3 separate regions of the Homo sapiens genome follow, and all the other regions are linked to region 1. The links are chromatin loops, found by intact Hi-C in ENCODE. Cell type or tissue: B cell. All regions are shown on one strand.

The links. Peaks named below come from ENCODE experiments on the same cell type or tissue, not always from the same donor. Only the 100,000 strongest peaks of a DNase experiment are listed, where the experiment ranks them.
Region 2: it touches region 1 in a loop (10-fold over the local background); 24 of 110 quality-filtered maps call a loop at or near these places.
Region 3: a loop joins it to region 1, with 4 times the contacts of the local background. A loop is called at or near these places in 2 of 110 quality-filtered maps.

What each region holds. Positions count from the first base shown.
Region 1 is chr20:1,801,226-1,803,725 of GRCh38, reverse strand. No RefSeq gene overlaps it. Among named protein-coding and RNA genes, the nearest start is that of SIRPA, 93 kb to the left of the region's middle. RefSeq lists a silencer at 105-354. In B cell, CTCF peaks have their summits at 1,237 (motif pointing left) and 1,245 (motif pointing left); DNase peaks (open chromatin) are centred at 15 and 1,215; H3K4me3 peaks cover 1,401 bases; H3K27ac peaks cover 1,336 bases.
Region 2 is chr20:1,869,867-1,872,366 of GRCh38, reverse strand. LOC124904857 (a long non-coding RNA gene) reads left to right here. Exons shown (of 3, transcript XR_007067496.1): 3 at 181-1,576. Among named protein-coding and RNA genes, the nearest start is that of SIRPA, 24 kb to the left of the region's middle. RefSeq lists an enhancer at 1,340-1,499. In B cell, no CTCF peak of the experiment used is centred here; DNase peaks (open chromatin) are centred at 276 and 1,316; H3K27ac peaks cover 696 bases; H3K27me3 peaks cover 304 bases.
Region 3 is chr20:2,005,693-2,008,192 of GRCh38, reverse strand. PDYN-AS1 (PDYN antisense RNA 1) reads right to left here. Exons shown (of 4, transcript NR_134520.1): 4 at 676-1,261. Among named protein-coding and RNA genes, the nearest start is that of PDYN, 13 kb to the right of the region's middle. RefSeq lists a silencer at 1,976-2,270. In B cell, CTCF peaks have their summits at 1,339 (motif pointing left) and 1,353 (motif pointing left); DNase peaks (open chromatin) are centred at 1,302 and 2,182; H3K27me3 peaks cover 1,141 bases.

The DNA.
Region 1 (2,500 bases):
CGGTGCGCTAACAAAGGCATTTGCATGAAAACAGGAACCCCGTCTGCAGAAAGGACTCGTTGGCGGGGTGCATCGTGCGCTCCAGTGCCCCTACCGCGGCGCCCCGCTCCCCAGGTGGGGAAGAAGCGGGGTGCGGGGACTGGCCCCAAACACGGCTCGGCCGGCGGGGACCGGCACGCTGCGGCCCGGGCGACCCCCTTCTCCGCCCCTTTCCCAGGCCGGCGGAAACGGCCGTCTCGGGCGTGGGCGCGCTTCTGCGGACTCCTCGGGACCTTTTACCCAGGCGTGCGGCCGGGGCGCCCGGGGCCTCGGGGAGCCGGCGCCAGCGTGCGGAGCGCAGCGGAGCGGAGGGAGCGGCGGGAGCGGCGTCCGTGGCTGGTCCAGGTCTGGGGCGCAGCCTCCAGGCTCGCCCTGCGCCGCTCTGGGCCTCGGCCTCTTCGCCTGTTCGACCGGGGCGCAAGCGTGTCACAGCGCCTGTCTGCAGGGGGAAGCGGGCTTCCCAGAGGGGCGCGTGGCTCGCAGAGGGGCTCCGGGAATATCCGCTCCGTTGGCCCTTTCCAGAGCTTTTCCTTAGCTGCTTCTCCTTTGAAATCCGCCTTTTTCCCAGCAGCCCTTGGAGGCAGGATAAATTAAGTGGTAAAAGCAGAGGATTAGGAACCGGGAACCCTGGATTCAAATCCTGCCCGCCGCTGACCAGCTTTGTAACCATGAGCAGGTTACTCCGCCTCTGGAGGCCTCAGCTTCCCCGTCTGTAAAATGGGGCCTAACACAGTCCAGAAAGTGCTTAGTGCCGCAGTGTCACACACCGAGTGCTTAATTCATTCTTAAAATTATCACTTCCAGCTGTGGGACAGGCGCAGGGTAGAAAGGGGTTTTCTTAAGGTCACAGGCGGGGTCAAAGGCAAACCCTCCGGGTCCTCACAAGTAAGACTTGCGAAGCAGCAAGTTCCCCAAAGGGTCTTATCCAGCCGGGTAAGGAGCGCCGGGGCATCTCCCCCCTCTCTCTCCGCGAAGACGCACAAGCAATGGCTGGCGAACCTACTGCCTGGAATGGGGTTCTTGGGTCGAGACCTTTAAAAAAATAAAGAAGAGGAAGAAGAAAGAAAGAAAACAAACAAACATGCACGCAAAAACGGAATGCCAGAGCCTTTGATCTAGGAGCCAGCTTGCTATTCAGGGCCGACCACCGTCTCGCCGCAGTTCCTCCCCGGGAAGGAAGCCTCGCGCTGCCCTCCGGTGGCAGGCGAGGTAGTGTCGCCTGGGCGCAACTCACAAGCAGGGGTTTACCGGAGAAGCCAGCTTCGCTCTGCGCGGGTGGGGGCTGTGGGGGAGAGAGGAGGGAAAATCGGAATTGTTCCCTGACTGCTGTTTTTTGGTCCCGGTGGATCTTGGGAGTCTTGGAAAGAGAATAATAAGGCTCTCTGCATTTGAAAGGCATAGGAGTTTTTACATTCTGGTTTTATTTATTTTTGAATGGATAACACATTTACACGATTCAAAAGATAAAAAAGAGGATAGCGTGAAAAGGAAGTCTCGCTTCCACTCTTGTTCCCCAGGCACCCAGTTCCCCTTCCTAGAGACAGCCATTGTTACATGTTTCTGTGTACCCACCCGGAGACAGTCCATGCAAATGCAAGTATTTTACAGGATCAATAGTAGCTTGCTCTGTATACTCTTCTGCCTCTTGCTGCTTCGCTTAAAAATGCATCATGGAGTTTGTTCCATGTTGATTCACATAGGGCTGCCTCGTTCTTTTGAACAGCTGCATAATATTCCATTGTTTGGCTCTCCTGTAATTATTTGATCAGTGTTCTATTGATGAGCCTTGAGGCTGCTTCTAATCTTCTGTAATCACAGTGTGTTACAACAAATAAGCACCTACATGCATTGTTATGCCTAGGTGCCAGTGAGGCACATAGCTATTGCGGTATAACAAACCACTCCGAAATTCAGTGGCTTTAAATAGAAAGCTTTTGGTATTGCTCATGTGGGTCAGCTGGGTAGCACTGCTGATCTGGGCCAAGCTCAGCTAACTTTGCATTTGCTCCTTGTGTCTGGGATCAGAAAGGGTGGGTCAGCTGGGGCTGGTTTATTTAGGATGGTCTAAATCACATGTCTGGTAGTTGACTGGCTATCAGCTAGGGTTAGAGGGGTGTTCAGGCTATGTGTCCGTCAACATCTGATAACATGCAGTGCCTCCTGAGACTGTATAACTGGTGTGAATTTACATCCATTACATTCTGTTGGTGCAAACATGTCACAAGCCAGCCCAGATTCAAGAGGTGGGGAAATAGAAATCACTTCTCCCAGGGAGGAGCAGCAAAGTCACACGGCAGAGTATGATGCAAGGGCCCTGAGGTATTGTGGCCATTTAAAAATATATTTATAATGTTATAGTTAGCATTATGGTGATAACATTACCTTTGGATATAAACATTACCTTTGCCATTACCTGACAGACGTTACCTCAAGCCTCAAGGCTCATCAACAGAAGACTGAT
Region 2 (2,500 bases), 69 kb before region 1:
TCAGAGAGGCAAAGTGATGGGCTGTGGGACACACATCTGGAAAATGGTACAGTCAGCACATACACACGCACACATCTGGCTGTGCTCTGGTTGCCTCTAACAAGCATTTATTGAGCCCCTGCTGTATACCGAGCATTTGTGATATTTGTGAGCATAGTCATTACCTACATCCTCTCATAGGCTGGAGGCAGCGTAAGAGGAAGGAGATCCTCCTACATGGCGTGATGGGTGCAGCAGCAGCAGCAGGTGACACTCATGCAATGTGCCAGGCACACACCCAAGGATGTCTCATCACTCCATGCCACAGCCCTGTGGTCACGTGGTGAACATAGCTTGGGTGGTGATGAGCAGCCAGCCTTGGTCCAGCCCCTGTTCTCAAGTGTGGGTGGTCTTGGGTTGACTGGGGTTGGGGGGAGGTTAGGAAACAAGCCCTGTGACCATTGGACCTTTCTCAGGTAGTGGTGGGCGGTGTGAGCTTTATGTCTTTGCTCTCAGGACAACACAGAGCAGCTGATAATGCTGCTGTTCATTGACCCTGTGATGGTACTGTGGTGTAGTTTATACAATTGAACCTTCGGATTTCACTTACTACCTGAGGGTGGGTTTTTAATGGTCTGTTATTATTATCTCCATTTTACAGATGAAGAAAACTGAGGTTCAGAGATTCTAAGTAGGGAGGATTTGAATCTGGCGCTTGATTGCCAAGGCCTGTCCCCTAACTGCCTCCTGGTTCTCTGGGGAGGGAGGGATGAGGCAGGTCAGGGGCTCTGGGCTGGCTTCCCAAAGGAGGAGGTGAGGGCTAGACTGAGACTTGACGGACAAGCAGGCGTGGGACTGATGGAGCGCGTGTGTGTGTGTGTGTGGAGAGGGGGTGGCGGCTTGGGCAGGGCTTACTAGGTGGGGCCCAGCGGGGCTGGAAGGTGGGAGCAGGGGAGCCGGCTGCAATCTCAGCTTGTCACCTGGGTTACCCTGTGTTAGTAAAATCAAAGTGAGGTCACGCCCCCTCCTGCACTCAGAAGACTCCTGTGGCTCCACGTTGCATGTGGAGGAAAAGCCGAAGTTCTGACAGTGGCCTGCCAGGCCCTGCCCTGGCTGACCCCGGCCACTCCTCTGACCTCATGTCCAGTCTAGGTCCCCTTTGCTCACTGAGCTCAGGCCGTGCATTCAGGAACCACGTCAGGGATGCTCACGGCCCTTCTGCCTGCAAAGCTCTGCTCGGAGATATCTAGAGGGCCCCCTTACCTTGCCAAATCTTTTCATAGACAGGCCTTCCCTGACCATCTTATTTAAAATTGTGACATCCCCCTTTCCGCACCCCTGCCTCTCACACTCTCGCTTCCCCTTTCTTGGTTTAATTGCTACTTTTTCACAGCACTTATCAGCATCTGACATGCTATGTATTTTACTTGCTTATTTGTTTAGTGCCTGGCAGTCCCTGTAATGACGTCAGCTTTAACTGAGATTTTGTCCATGTTATTCACTGCTATATCCCCAGAGCCTAGAACAATGCCTGGCACATACTAGGTGCTCAATAAAATAAATTGTTGCCTAAATAAAAATACCAGCAATGACCCCATCTCATCATCATCCCTCTGCAAGTCATTTTATTTTTTTTCCAGTTTTGGAAGTTGAGGCTCAGAGAAAGCAAGGAGCTTACCCATGGTCATGTAGCGAGTAAAGGGGCAGGGTGGGTGCCCAGCTCTCCTCAGGAAAGAAGGACTTACTGCCCAGCTATTGGTGGTGCAGCAAAGTCCCTGTTGGAGATTGCCCAGTTAAGGAGAGCAGTCTTGCCTGAGGTCATGTCCCCTCCCTGGGCAGCTCATATCTGATGACCGATTTATTCAGGCTCTAAAGGCCCAGCCCAAGCCACTGACCGCAGCCCCAGGCTCTGGTGGCAGTGGAGAGAGAAGCACAGCTTACTTACACCTGACAGCCCTAGGCAGAATGTTTTAGATGCCATATAAGTTGAATTATGTCTTCTCCCACCCGCACCAAATTCATATGTTGAAGCCCCAACCCCCAACACCTTAGCATGTGACTGTATTTGGAGATTGGGTCTTTAAAAAGGTAATTAATTACATGAGGTCATTGAGGGTGGATCTTAATTCAGTATGACTGGTGTCCTTTATAAGGACAACTTTATAAGAAGAGGAGATTAGGATGCAGACACACACAGAGGGAAGACCAGGTAAAGACACAGAAAGAAACAGCCATCTACAAGCCGAGGAGAGAGGCCTCAGAAGAAACCAGCCCTGCCAACACCTTGATCTTGGACTTCTAGCCCCCAGAATTGTGAGACAATAAACTTCTGTTGTTGAAGCACCAGAATATCCTGTGGCTCCGCATTGTGTGCAGAGGAAAAGCGAAAGTCCTTAGAGTGACCCCCAAGGCCCTGCCCTATCTTCTCTCTCTAGACCATAAGTTCCCTGGGAGACGGGTGCTTGTCTGTCTTCTATACTGTGTCTCCAGTATCTAGTGTAGTGTCAGAAACACAGCAAGT
Region 3 (2,500 bases), 200 kb before region 1:
CATAAAAGGTCATGCAACTTCTGCCTGTTCACTGGAACACTAGCTTTTAGAATCCTGCTGGAGAGGCCAAGGTAAGGCATTGTAGCTGAACCCAGCCTTTGAGGCAACACTGCCTGGGACCATGTGAAAAAGTCTCAGGTTATTCCAACCCCCACCTATTTGAGTTTTCCAGTCTGAGACCCCAGACATCATGCAGCAGACACAGCCATACCTGTTATATCCTGTCTAAATTTCTGATCTAAGACTCTGTGAGCATAATCGAATGATTGCTTTGTTATCCCACGAAGTGTTAATGTGGTTTAATATGCAAGAATAGAGAGCTGAAAGAGTAGATATATTATTAGTATTCTCCCATCTTACAAATGAAGAAGCTGAGTTTCAGAAAGATTAAGCAACTAGATCCAGGCCTTGCAGACAGTCAATAGTAGAGCCACGATTGAATCAAGGTCTGGTTAATTGCAGAGCCTGCTCCCTTCTGATGATCCCGGGTGACTCCTACACTGAGTAGGGCTCCCTGACAAAAATCTCCCAAGCTCCCCCGTTACTGCTCTTCAATCTGGAGACCCACTTTGGTCAATCTAGATTTCAATGACTAGGATTTGATTACAGAAACAGCCTTCGTGACACATTTGATTTGCATTCTTTTCAAATAATTGAAAGACATTCACTCTGCAATCGCTTCTTTTCTGACTTTATTTTCCCCTCCACACCCACAGGCAGGAGCCAGATATTTTTGCCAAGCCTGACAAATCTGCTCCTCTCCCCACATTGCCCCCAGTGCACCAATGCCCACTAGTCCCCTATTAAATCCCAGTCAGGGTTGTGAGAAGGCTGATTCAGCTCCCTCTCCCCACCCCCTCAGAAGAGTTAGGGATGAGCAAATCACTTATTGGAGTAATTCTGGGAGCTGAGGCAGAGCCATGGCTGGAAGCCACCCACTAACAAGAAACCCAGGACATCAATCAGCCAAACTGATTTTTCCGCTGCCGCAGCCACTTAAACAGTTATCTTTGCTCGAGGCTTTGTCCAAAGTTACTCAATCAGTGGGTTCCTGGGCGATAAGTCACGGCAGCCTCACTGCACTGTCTCTGTGTCCTAGGGCTGCCTCTTTACTCACTTCTCGAGAGGGGTTGAAGTTCATTTTTTGCACTCTAAAAAGAAGAGCTCCTGCACTGCTTGCGCACATATTCTGGTTATAGCGGGAAGATGAAAAAGGATATTGAGGTCTGCTGGGATATCAATACGCTTCTCATTTGACGCCCTGCGGAGGCAAGGGAAGGATGTTTTAATTCATTTTATAGCGCCCCCTGCTGGTCGCGTGGTCCAGCTGCAACAAACGCATGATCCAAGCCTTCCGGGGAGCCCCTTATAAGCCATTTGTGGGGTGGGGAGGGGACCCATTAGCCACACAATCTCCTTTTCCATTTTACATATGGCAAAGTTGAGGCCAGAAAGAAAAACATGATTCCCTCAAGGTTGAATAGTGAGTCAGTGCTATTGTTAGAATCAGCCTCTCCCAAGCTGGCACCTTTTCTAGGCTCCGAGAGTGCCCAGCGCATAGTTAAGTGGCTCTGCTTGACAGCACAGCATGAAATTAGGAGGTCCTGGATTCAAACCTAAGCTCTGCCGCTTAATAGCTGTCACGAGAAGGGAGTTCTCAGAGACCCAGTTTTCTCATCTATGAAATAGGGGTAAAATAAAAATGGGTAAAATAGGATTTTGTGAGGATTCATTCATCCACACATTTATTAAAAACCTATTGAGTGTCTACTATGGGCCAGGCACCGTGCTGGGTACTTGCGGTATAATGGTGAATACAACATTGCAGTACCTGTTTTCTGCTTTTTTGTTTGTTTTTAGGGTGACAGTCTAATGAGAGTATTAGATAACATATGCAAATACACAGCATAAATTTAACAACTGTTGAGAAGGGAAACATTTTCCCTTTGATTCTCCACACTTTCCAAGTATCAGGAGGCTCGGGGCCTTGCCCCAGCTGTATCAGTTTAGGAATATTGATGACTCGAAGAGATTAAGTGATTTAAAGGTCAAGACCACATAAATCTCTGTATTCTTCAGTATGCCTGCCCCCAGGATGTGCTCAGTAAATATTTGTTTGGTTGCATGAATGTCCCACGTTCTGGCTTCCTCGCCTCCCCGGCTGCCAGCCAATCGCTGTCCGTGGTGCTGAAAAGCAAATTCCTGCTACCGAGCATGAGGCGGCGCAGGTGCTGAGGCAGAAAATGGAGCCCAGGGGAAGTGAATAAAGAGAGGAAGAATGAGCCAGCTTTTCACTGACTATTAGTGACATCTTCATTTTGCCATCTCTTGGAATCCAAAGCTAATATTCCTTTTTCCAGATGTCCCCACTTGGCATTTCTTGCTAGCTGGAAACACTGGGCAGATAGGTGATGCAGGATGATCATGTCTACAATGGGGGTGGGTGGGGGAGAAGGGGTACTGGGAGTCCACAGCCCCATAAAGCCCTATTTTAAAGTGT